2 separate regions of the Homo sapiens genome follow, and region 1 is linked to region 2. A link is a contact called in ENCODE Hi-C or POLR2A ChIA-PET data. All regions are on one chromosome and are shown on one strand. Each heading gives the region's core, a stretch centred on a gene start or an enhancer-like site at or near the end of the contact. The rest is flanking DNA. Distances are from core to core; before and after follow the strand shown. Region 1 overlaps SGMS1 (sphingomyelin synthase 1). Region 2 overlaps SGMS1 (sphingomyelin synthase 1).

Evidence for each region. Hi-C counts contacts between places; a loop is a spot of excess contacts on that map. ChIA-PET counts read pairs that join two places held with the same protein, here RNA polymerase II (POLR2A). Pooled maps may share reads with other maps.
Region 1: a loop to region 2 is called in a pooled map, with 5 times the contacts of the local background. The contact joins two enhancer-like sites. A Hi-C loop is called at or near these places in 8 of 50 pooled maps. POLR2A ChIA-PET finds 5 or more read pairs at or near these places in 4 of 52 experiments (activated B cell, activated CD4-positive, alpha-beta T cell, activated CD8-positive, alpha-beta memory T cell and 1 more).

Annotation. Positions count from the first base shown.
Region 1 is chr10:50,535,730-50,540,861 of GRCh38, forward strand. The region is part of intron 2 of SGMS1 (sphingomyelin synthase 1); the gene reads right to left. Among named protein-coding and RNA genes, the nearest start is that of SGMS1, 86 kb to the right of the region's middle. RefSeq lists a silencer at 2,820-3,114 and an enhancer at 3,107-3,316. Within about 2 kb of position 3,487, at least 5 of the 41 ENCODE cell types and tissues checked have a DNase peak (open chromatin) inside an H3K27ac peak, as active enhancers do.
Region 2 is chr10:50,394,221-50,399,674 of GRCh38, forward strand. The region is part of intron 6 of SGMS1 (sphingomyelin synthase 1); the gene reads right to left. Among named protein-coding and RNA genes, the nearest start is that of ASAH2, 150 kb to the left of the region's middle. Within about 2 kb of position 2,916, at least 3 of the 41 ENCODE cell types and tissues checked have a DNase peak (open chromatin) inside an H3K27ac peak, as active enhancers do.

The DNA of each region.
Region 1 (5,132 bases), core at 2,237-4,736, 140 kb after region 2:
TAAGATGGAAACTTGACTCTTCTGAACATCAGCTCTAGAGTCTGAGATGCTCTCACACCTCTGATTCAGCCACTTTTGGGGGAGAGGGGCCAAGCTTGGCCTTTATGGCTGCTACCCAACCCCACTCAGACATGAATGTATTACGTCTCAGTGGGAATTTCCTAGGCAGAGCTTCAAACTAGACAAATGTAGTTAGTATTACTGTATTAGATTTCATTTTTATACATTCTTCTTCTTTACTATATTGATATCCCTTCTTGCTTCACATCCTTCAGTTCTTCCCCCACACATATCCACTCCTTGTAATCAAAATCCTCATTTCCAGCTGGGCACAGTGCTCATGCCTGTAATCCTAACACTTTGGGAGGCTGAAGTCGAAAGATCTCTTGAGCCCAGGAGTTTGAGACCAGCCTGGGCAACACACCAAGACCCCATCTCTACCAAAAATCAAAAATTAGTCAAAAATGGTGGTGCACGCGTATAGTCTCAGCTACTCAGGAGAATGAGGTGGGAGGATCCCTTGAACCCAGGAGATCAAGGCTGCAGTGAGCTGTGATTGTGCCACTGCATAAACAGTCAAGACCCTGTCTCAAAAAAATGAACAAAGAAACAAACAAACAAACAAAAAAAACCCATTTCCTTTTGAGGAATAAACCTATCAGAAATATTTAGATTTAAAATGATAGAATATATAATTATTGAGATTTTAAATGATTAGAACTACCAGGAATATTTGGAGTAAAGGGTCAACAAGGCACCTGTTAATAATCATGTTTTTATTGCTGTATTAAACTGCTTAATTACAAAAATAATTCTACATGCTCACAGAAAACATTTTATGTACAGCACTAAAGCTCTAAGAGGAAAAACTACCTAGAATTTCACTTCTCAAAGATAATCCAAGTGAATATTTTGATTAATGCCCTTCCAGGTCTCTCCTCCATGTTTACAAAGTTTCCTTATTGAAATCTTAATCTGTTTATTATAGCATGTTTTTCATACATTTTGTCCCATGTCATACTTTTCTTCATACATGAAAAATATGAAAAACATGCTATAATCATTGTCATCATTAAAAACATGCTATAATCATTGTCAAGATTATGCAATAGTCTATCATATAGGTGAATTATATTTATTCAATCCCCTTTTGGACATCATCTGGGTTGCTTCCAATGTTCAGCATTTAGGCATCCTCAGAGTGAAATCTCTGAATACATCACTAATCATTTCCTTAGAAGTTACTCTTAGAAGTAGAGTAACAGAGAGACAAAGGGTTGACACATTGCTTCTTGTTTGGTCCCCAGGCCTTCCAGGGAAAACAGCCCACTGAGTCATCTTAGCATTTGCATTTCTCTCAAGCTCCTTTGGCTGAATTTTCCCAGTCTGCATCTCTAACATGTCTAACTGAATGACTGATACATATCAATGCATATCCCAGGACCCTCTACTGATCTTGTTTGATCCTTAGTTCAAACCTTTGTTTTTTCCACACAGTAGCTTTCTGATCAACGGACAAAGTAACCTTTTCTCCAGAAAGTTTGGAGTATGGAGCCTGTACCTCCAAATCTCAAACCCTCCTACTGCTAAGACTACTCACCTGGGATGGTGTCAGAGATAAAATGTTGGGGTACTCAGCCCTCTACCCCATTTCATGATGCTAACACTTAATTTACTTAGCATCATCCTGTTTCTTTTCTTTTTTTTCTTTATATATATATATAGATATATATATATTTTATTATACTTTAAGTTCTAGGGTACATGTGCACAACGTGCAGGTTTGTTACATATGTATACATGTGCCATGTTGGTGTGCTGCACCCATTAACTCGTCATTTACATTAGGTATATCTCTTAATGCTATCCCTCCCCGCCACCCCCTGCCCGCCCCCATTCCACAACAGGCCCCGGTGTGTGATGTTCCCCATCCTGTTTCTTTTTGTGAAACCAAGGTTTCAGTGGGACTACATGCTGGTAGTTTTTGAAATAGGAATGTTGCCTGAGTGGAACAGTAGCTGCTTAGGATTATTCCCTAGGTCATAGAGCTTGTCTACATTGTACCGTCAGGAAGAATGAGGTTACAAAGCAGAATTCAAGAAGAGTGACACCTTCACTGTGAGAGCACAAAAGCCATCCAAGAAGATGGCTTCAACCATTTGCTTATTTACCCTACAAGTAACTAAGCTCAAACTGCATCTATTAAGCCATATGAATCCCATTACATATTAAATGTTTGGTCAGTTCTCAAGAAGGCACTGCTACTCAGGAGGCTGGGGCAGGAGGCTTGCTTGAGCCCAGCTATTCAAAGTTACAGTGAGCTATGATTATGCCACGGCACTCCAGCCTGGGCAACAGAGTGAGATCCTGCTCTGGAAATACAGAGATTAAACAAATAATAATAAGGTGCTGGATAAGATGCAGATAAAACCAAAGAGCTTATCAGGGGTGGGTGGGTGGGCTCACACCTGTAATCCCAGCACTTTGGGAGGCCGAGGCAGGCAGATCATGAGCTCAGGAGATCGAGACCATCATGGCTAACATGGTGAAACCCCGTCTCTACTAAAAATACAAAAAAATTAGCCGGGCGTGGTGGTGGGTGCCTGTAGTCCCAGCTACTCAGGAGGCTGAGGCAGGACAATGGCATGAACCCGGGAGGCGGAGCTTGCAGTGAGCCAAGATCATGCCACTGTACTACAGCCTGGGCTACTGAGTGAGACTCCATCTCAAAAAAAAAAAAAAAAAAAAGAGATAGCTTATCAGGGGTGCCTTCAGCATTCTGGACAGGACAATCCTTCATTAAGTGGGACCCTCCCACTCCCAACTACTGAAAGGTATTTAGCATCCCACACCCTCAGGACATTAAATCCTGATATACACACCCCTCATCATCATGACCACTGAAAATGTTCCCACACATTTCAAAACACCAGAGGAGAGGGATGACACCATTCCCCACTGACAACTTCTGTGTCTACTTAGTGGGATGGAATTCACATTCAGGAAATGACAGAAAACAATACTGATCTGGAGGTGGAACTGTGAGATAAAAGCTGTAAGTATCATTAAGTGGTCAAAGGCGATCCAAAAGAGTAGAGCAAGTTTTGATAAGAACAGGAGATGGAGACTTGTAACCTTCCCCAGAATCCAGTCCAGGGTTAAAGTCTGCCATGAAATGCCTTCTCATCAACACCCTGGATTTCCCCTACTTAAGCTGATTACATGAACTAATACAAGGAAACCACCGAACTCGGTGAGCAGCACATCCTACACACTTGGCAATGCCAACTTTTAAAACACAGGTATTGTTCCTGTCCTCCTGCTCAGGGCAAGCGTTCTTGCCATGTGGGCATCCAGGGAGGGCAGAACAGTGACAGCCCTGGTGAGCATGAAGGGCACTGCTGGCCTTCCCCTGCCGGGCTTCTCCAGAGGACTCAACCATAGGCCCCACCCATTCACTGCTGGACTGAGGAGATCTGACCCCTGTCTAGTTCCTTCCCGCCTGTGTCAGCTGTGGTCAAAGGGCCATTGTTCCCGGAAGGCCAGTGTGTTTTAGCCATCTAGGAACAATGCCCCTTGTTGATCCTCTGTGCTCCAGTTGAATAAGGTCATAGACTGTTTTCAACCTTAGTCACAATCAATATCATCACCTTTTATTGTATAGTGTTGGCATTGATATGTTTTCTGATAACATCTATATGCTCAGGTGAGACTGAAAAGGTCGGTGAATGAGCCATCTTTTATGGATCCTGTTCGAAATTTATTAATGACACAGTATACACTAAGTATTATATGGGACCTGATTCTCAAACTTATGGAGCTTATTTAAAGTACAAAGTGATCACTTTAAAATGCAGTTTTCTGGGCCTCTCAAATTCTGATTCAGTAAGTTGTGGGGGCATGAACCTGCAAATTAACCATCCCCACATGTTTCTGATACAGGTGATCCATGGGTATGCTTTGTGAAACACTGCCACAGAATGATAGTAAACTGAATTTAAAATGAGCATCTTCTTCTTGATGTTTTATATTCTATCTCCTTGAAATGGATCTTTCACTAGCAAAATAAACATTAAGTAAAAGTCCAATGGAAACAAGAAATCAACTTAATTATGAAAGAAAATTAGAGTCCCTGCTGTAAGGCTCATATATAGACATGATAAGCCTATGCAACTGAAAGTTTAATTTATGTGTATATAAAATTTACATTTTAGTCTGCATAAGAGAGTGGCTAAACAGAAAATGATTATTTATGTCAAAGCATACTGAATGTAATTATACAACCTTATATTTGAATATGCTCTACTAATTTTTCAGTATTTCTTACTTAATCTTCATGAAAGAATTATCTTATCTTACAATCTGATGACCTGTATTAGACTGGCATGAAAATTAAGGCATGAAAAGTTTATGCAACATGTTTAAAGGTCAATACAAGGACCTAAACATCCAGAAGGTGATGACATTTTCTGCTAGATTAGAAATGTCAAATAGGTTTCATGCCACATGCCAATTCACACAGACCAGTAGAGTACTAAGAAAGCCAGCCCAGGGGAAGGATGTGGTGATAAATTAGTAATAAATAGACTGGCTCGTCTGGCAGGTAAAAAAAAATGGTGGCATCTGTGCCACACCTCATGCTAGATATGCCAACTCTCAGAGTATTTAGCAGCACTTAAAATACTCACAATTACCACTACTCTCATTCTTTCACTCAACAAATATGAATAAGCATCCACTATATGCCAGCCACTAGACATATACCAACAGACTGCTATCAAGGGGGTCAATGTCATGCAATAAGGTGGTTTCTAACCTAAGGCTTTCTCTGACAAAATGAGATTTAAGGGGGAACTAAAGAAATAATTAAAGTCAACAATTTGAAAAAAGAGAGAGGAAAGTGGAAGTGAATGCTATCTCAGAGAAACCAAAACTAAGCCACCATGACTGGATTGAAGAGGGGGAACACGGAGGGCTGGGGATTAGTGGGCAACTGCCAGGTCATGCGAGTCACTAAGGTTATGAAATTATGATTTCAACTTAAGATCATGGGAAGTCATGGAAAAGTTGAGTCCTGCAGGTTTGTTTGTTTTTTGTTTTGGCTTTTAGGGGAAGGAGGTGAATTACCAGAT
Region 2 (5,454 bases), core at 1,666-4,165:
GGCCAAATCTAGCAACTGGATTGAACTTAAAGATTCAGTGATGATATCTGAAGAGTCTTAGCGTTTGTGTCGTGTTTCCTAAAACAAAGACTCCATCATAAGCCATGTGAATTCCTACTTCAGGACGGACAAGAGTCAGAAGTGGTAATACAGGGAATGGCATAAGTGATTTTCCCTTGACACTACAGATGCGTTCTGAACCATATTTTATGACACCTGACAAAGCAGAATTTGTCAAGCCTTGTTTAAGAGTCCCAGTTGGAGCACCCAGTTGGAAACCCCATTTGCCATTCAATTACCCATAACTGTCAATAGTGTTGATTTTACAATGTGTGGTTTTGAAATAGATCTGCACAAATTCTGGTGCCAGGCACCAAGAAATGGAAATCAAAATAAATCTGAGGTTATATGAAATAAATATGCAATAGCAAAAACAAGTTTTTTAAATAACTGCCTTTGCCTTTTGTTTTAATTCATCTAACTTAATTTCAGGGGCAGAAAAACAAGTCAAGTTTACAATGACTTTCAGGCTGTTAGACCCTAATACTCTAAGTTGTTTTTTTCCAGGATTTTGCTTTTCATTCAACAACAAATTGTTTAGCAACTAATAACTGGTCTGAATTCTTTCTGCCTATCTAAAAAGTAAAAATATGGAAGTTGATGACTATGATTAAGCTTTTTAAAGTAATGAACCAGATTAACAAATCACTATACCATCACGAACTAATCATCATATACAGAATAATTTCATAATCTGCCCACTCCTTTTTGCTTTTACATAACAGGAAGAGCTTGGCAGGAGATCTCTGGCAATACTTTGCGTGAGCTCACATCTAACAAGCTTGTCCCTTTAACAAGAGCAACATCAAGCCCCTGAGGGTGATAAATCAATTTCCTGCCCTCTCTGATCATACTGATTTTGTGTGTGTGTGATTAGACACCTCCCCAAGAAAAAAAACACCTTCATGGTCGCTGTTATGATTAGTATATTGAATGTTTACAATTCTAGGTGCAACTCATAGTAAAAATCAAATCACACGAGTTGTTGGGATCCCTGTAATAAATAGCTCCTTCAAGCTATTAAGGAGCAGGTGTAGCATTTGACTACAGTTAAAGTGCTCTTAAACAATTCTACTTGACTCTCACACTGGATTAGTTACCCCTCACTCAGACATACTGATGCATGTGGATGATTAAGCAACTGCCCGCTGTCATTAGTATTAGCCAACCTAAGCTTGGCAACTCTGCTCCCATTAGTCAATATGCAATGCTTACCAAGACTCACTGTATTTGTCTCCAAACCTGCTTGTTTCCATTATTACATAATTTAAATAAATATTGAGTAATCAATGAAACTGGAGTCTGGAAAGAAAGTGAGCTGTTATTTCCACAAAACTAAATTGAATGCTTTAGAAAGACTTGATAAAGGTAAACAGTCTTACCAAAAGATTGCTGCAAAATTAGAGGTGGTTGAGACAACTTTAATATTCTTACGAGGAAAATGTAACTTAAAATGTGGAAGGATTCAGTATTGGGCTGCTTTGAAGTTTTGATGTTCCGGCATCACTTTAAAGAAATAAAGACTGGACATCGATGAAGGATTATGGGTGGGGCTTGTGCAGGAAAGACAAGAAATGGCACAAATCAGAGGACCCATATTCAAAAGAAAATTCCTTGACACTACATAAAACATTGAGAAATCCTAAACATTTCTGTTTCTAAAGTTAATAAAATGTTTATGGTGGGTATGTATACTGCTGAAAAAGTTATTTCCACCCTTAACCGATTCATCATTCATCTGAGGATCCCAATTCTACTGAAAGAGGAACTAAACCAAGGTCTGGACCCTCCAGTGCATTTCCTCCCTTTCCATGATGAAAAACGTTAACAAAACCAGAAGGGGAAAAGTTAGCCTTTGGTGAAATCTTGCCCTCCTTTTAGTGGCTGTCTCCTCAGGAGTCTTTGCTTCTCTGAGCCCTCAGGGTGGGGCTCCCAGTCCCACCCCTCTAGAGGTCCAAGCTTAAAGACTACCTCTTCTCCTCTCTTTACTTCCCACGTGCAGCCCCCATTATCTTAAGTCCAGGTATTCTCAGCTAGGAGTTGAGCAAAGCAAGGCAAAAGTCAACCCACACAGTAAGGTACATTTCTCTTCCCTAGGATGTTTTGCATTTCAGAAGGTCTATGTTCCACAACTGTAAATGCCTCCAGTTCAAGAGTATACAAAAGAGAAGTGAAAAAATTCAGGACCGTGGAAGGGGGGATATTTTGGAACTAGAGAGAGGAAGGAACATGTTAATCTTAAGACGAATTAGTTACAAATAGAAAGAATTAGACTAACTCCATCTGTTTTTGTTTGTTTGTTTGAGGAAGTGTTGACCTTTCCAAGCCAGTTTCCCTGTCTATAAAAATATGGATACCATCACCTGACTCACAGGATTAAATGAGATAATGAGCTGCAGAGTACCTAGTAGAGTCTAGGCACACAGCAGGTGCTCACCAATCATGGCTGCTTTTAGCAGTCTGTCTTCTCACATCCATCCCCACCCCACCCACAAGTGGCATTATTTTTCACATCTTCCTTCCCCCAATTTCTATACCCAAAGATTCTTTTAAAAGTAGCTAGGTCCCCTCCCCTCAATGCATCCCAACAGCGGCAGCCTCCAGTGTTCTGTTAAAAAGAAAGCTGTGTGGTGAACCGGCGGTGTTACTTGAAGATAAGCACTCCACCCTTCTGCACACTCTCAGGAGCTCAAGTACGGGACACTCAAAATGTGAATATCCGTTGGTTGATTTGTACTATCAAATTTACTCAAAATTAATGTGCAGTAAGATCAAAAGCAAAAAAAAAATGCTTCTTCTCTTTGCATGAGTACTCCCAACCCATTCTCTTCAAATGAATCATCATCTAAGATCTCTGATGTAGTTGCTAGATTTAGAGAACTTGTACATTCTTTGCAAATGGCAGATAACTGCCCTTGAGGAGATGGTTAGCAGCACTCTTAGACAGAGGACTCACTCAGTGTAGGGCACTCTGCAGGACCAGGTAGGATAGATACGTGGTCTCTGTGGGTGTCTAAGTTGTCACTCCCCAGTTCAAGGATCTAGAACCTCAAATCATACACATGCACAATAAAGCAAGATGAAGATGTTAAAGAGGACAGAAGAAACCAAGTATGGTTAGCTGGTCTTAGAAAGGAGACAGGCATGACACCAAAGCAGAGGAGAAGGCGTGCAAGGCAGATAAAGTCAGTTTGCTTTAGCAACATCCTGGCTACACACACAACTGATCACAGCTCACTCTCTCGCCGAGAGAGAAAATGCCTATGTTTAAAAGTTCTGAAGAACAAAGTGTCTGGGTTTATTTAGATGTCCACATCTCTTTGCCTCTGTGCATCTGAGTTATCTCTTCTGGATAAGCATCAGTTGCTATATATTGCTTTGGTTTTTCCTTTAGAAGACAAACACAAGTTGAGGAAGCTGCCTTTCCCGTTTGCCAATGATGATAAAATGCAACAGCTGTTACTTAAGCAACCATTTAGGTTTCAGAGGTATTGAAGATAAATCTGTTATTTCTTCTAAAGAAAAGCTTTTTCCTCTTGAGGTGTTAATTACTGATTTTAAATAAGTCACTAAAATCAAGTAAGTTATGTGACCTACGAAGGGCTGATGGTGACAGAATCTGCCTGAAATAGGTAGAGTGGCACCTAAGAACTCTGCCTCTAAGCCATTTCGCCGCTCTTCAGCATGTGACTTGGGAATGCCTTCTACTTATAGATACATTTCAAAAGGCTACACACAGAAAGTTTTCCGTCCCTGACTTTGTACTCTGGTGTGCTAAGATTTTAGTATATAGTTAATATCATTCTGCAAATTTTTTCTCTCAGTAATAAAGTGAGGCAGACAAGTTTGGTGGTTATTTTTCCACTCTCTCGGAGCTTCTTAAAAAGTAGAGGTCTTCAGAAAACAGTAATTATTCACGTGCAATGACAAAAAATAAATAAGCACACCATATAAAAACAATCAGGCTCTAAACAGATGTATAAATGCAGGGAGTAGACATCTAAAATACTTTCAGGAACTATCAGATGACTTCAAAATATGATCATATCATCAGATTTTGAAATATTAAATAATGAAATGAAATTATCCTAACCTTTAAAAAATATTAGCTTTTAATCCAAACTGGTTTATAAAGGCAATAAAATAATATTTTAAAAATTATTTTAATAGTACAGAGTTACTTAATCCAAAAGAATTGCAGAACGTTTGTAAGCAATTTGAAGCTAACAATACCGGTGTTGTAAGTTGGGATGTGATGTCATAAGTGAGAACTTTTCAGTGTTACTTCTCATGGGGGGAGGTTCTGGTAAGTTTTTGCTATATTTTGGTAGCAAGTCTTCTGAGAAATCAATGCATATTCAGTTCTCAATCAAACCAAGCCAAGAATAACAATTACTATCAAGCCACCACATGAAGAAATTAACCAAACAAGCTTAACAGTTCTCTTGTAATATGGCAAGTATTACCAAAGAAGCCTTATAAACAGAGAAGCAGTTTGTCTCTATGGAATGGAAAAAATATATATATTATTATTATTATTCAAGACAGTACCCTAATATAATAGACAGTTCTAGCTAGGAGTTGTATATAGGCCAAATTATTCAAAAGAGTAAGAAAAGAAATACTACTTATGGATATCAAATTCTTAAAAGTGACAGGTTATATGAAATGTCCAGGACCGGAAACACTTTAGAGACAGAAAGTAGATTAGTAGTTGCCTAGGGCTCGGTGTGGAAGTAGAGATTAAATGTAAAAAGATAAGAGAGGAATCTTATCTTTTAAGAACCGATGGAAATGTTCTAAAACTGGTTTATGGTGCTGGTTGTAGAACTCAGTAAATTTACTGAAAATCACTGAATTATATAGAAAATATACCGCAGTAAGTTGGTTTTTTAAATGACAAGGTGATCATTTGGACTTAGCATTTTAATTGGGACTGGGAGGTAACTAAGGAAGGATGTGCTCAAATTCCAAGTTTTGAGAATATTCATCCCTGTACCTTCTAATAATCTGAATTTCAAAACAGGAGATTATAGTACTTTCATACAATAAAAGGTATGCAACTATTGAAAATAATATAGAATATGCAACTATTGAAAATAATATAGAAAAAATATGACAACAATGTAAATGTCCATCAATGAAAGTGGTGCACTGAAATTATAGTACACCCATCCTACAGAAGTGGTGCAGTCCATATAAGCAGTCAGTTTAAGAATGTGTTAAATTATATACAATGACACATACAGAAATATTTCCAGGACATACTGAGTGAGAAAAAGTGCTTAGCAGAACAATGCACACAGGAGGATATATGAGAATGTGTATGAATTACCTATATATGTACAATGTGAATAACTGCATCTATATTTGGGAAGATATATACCAGATTGT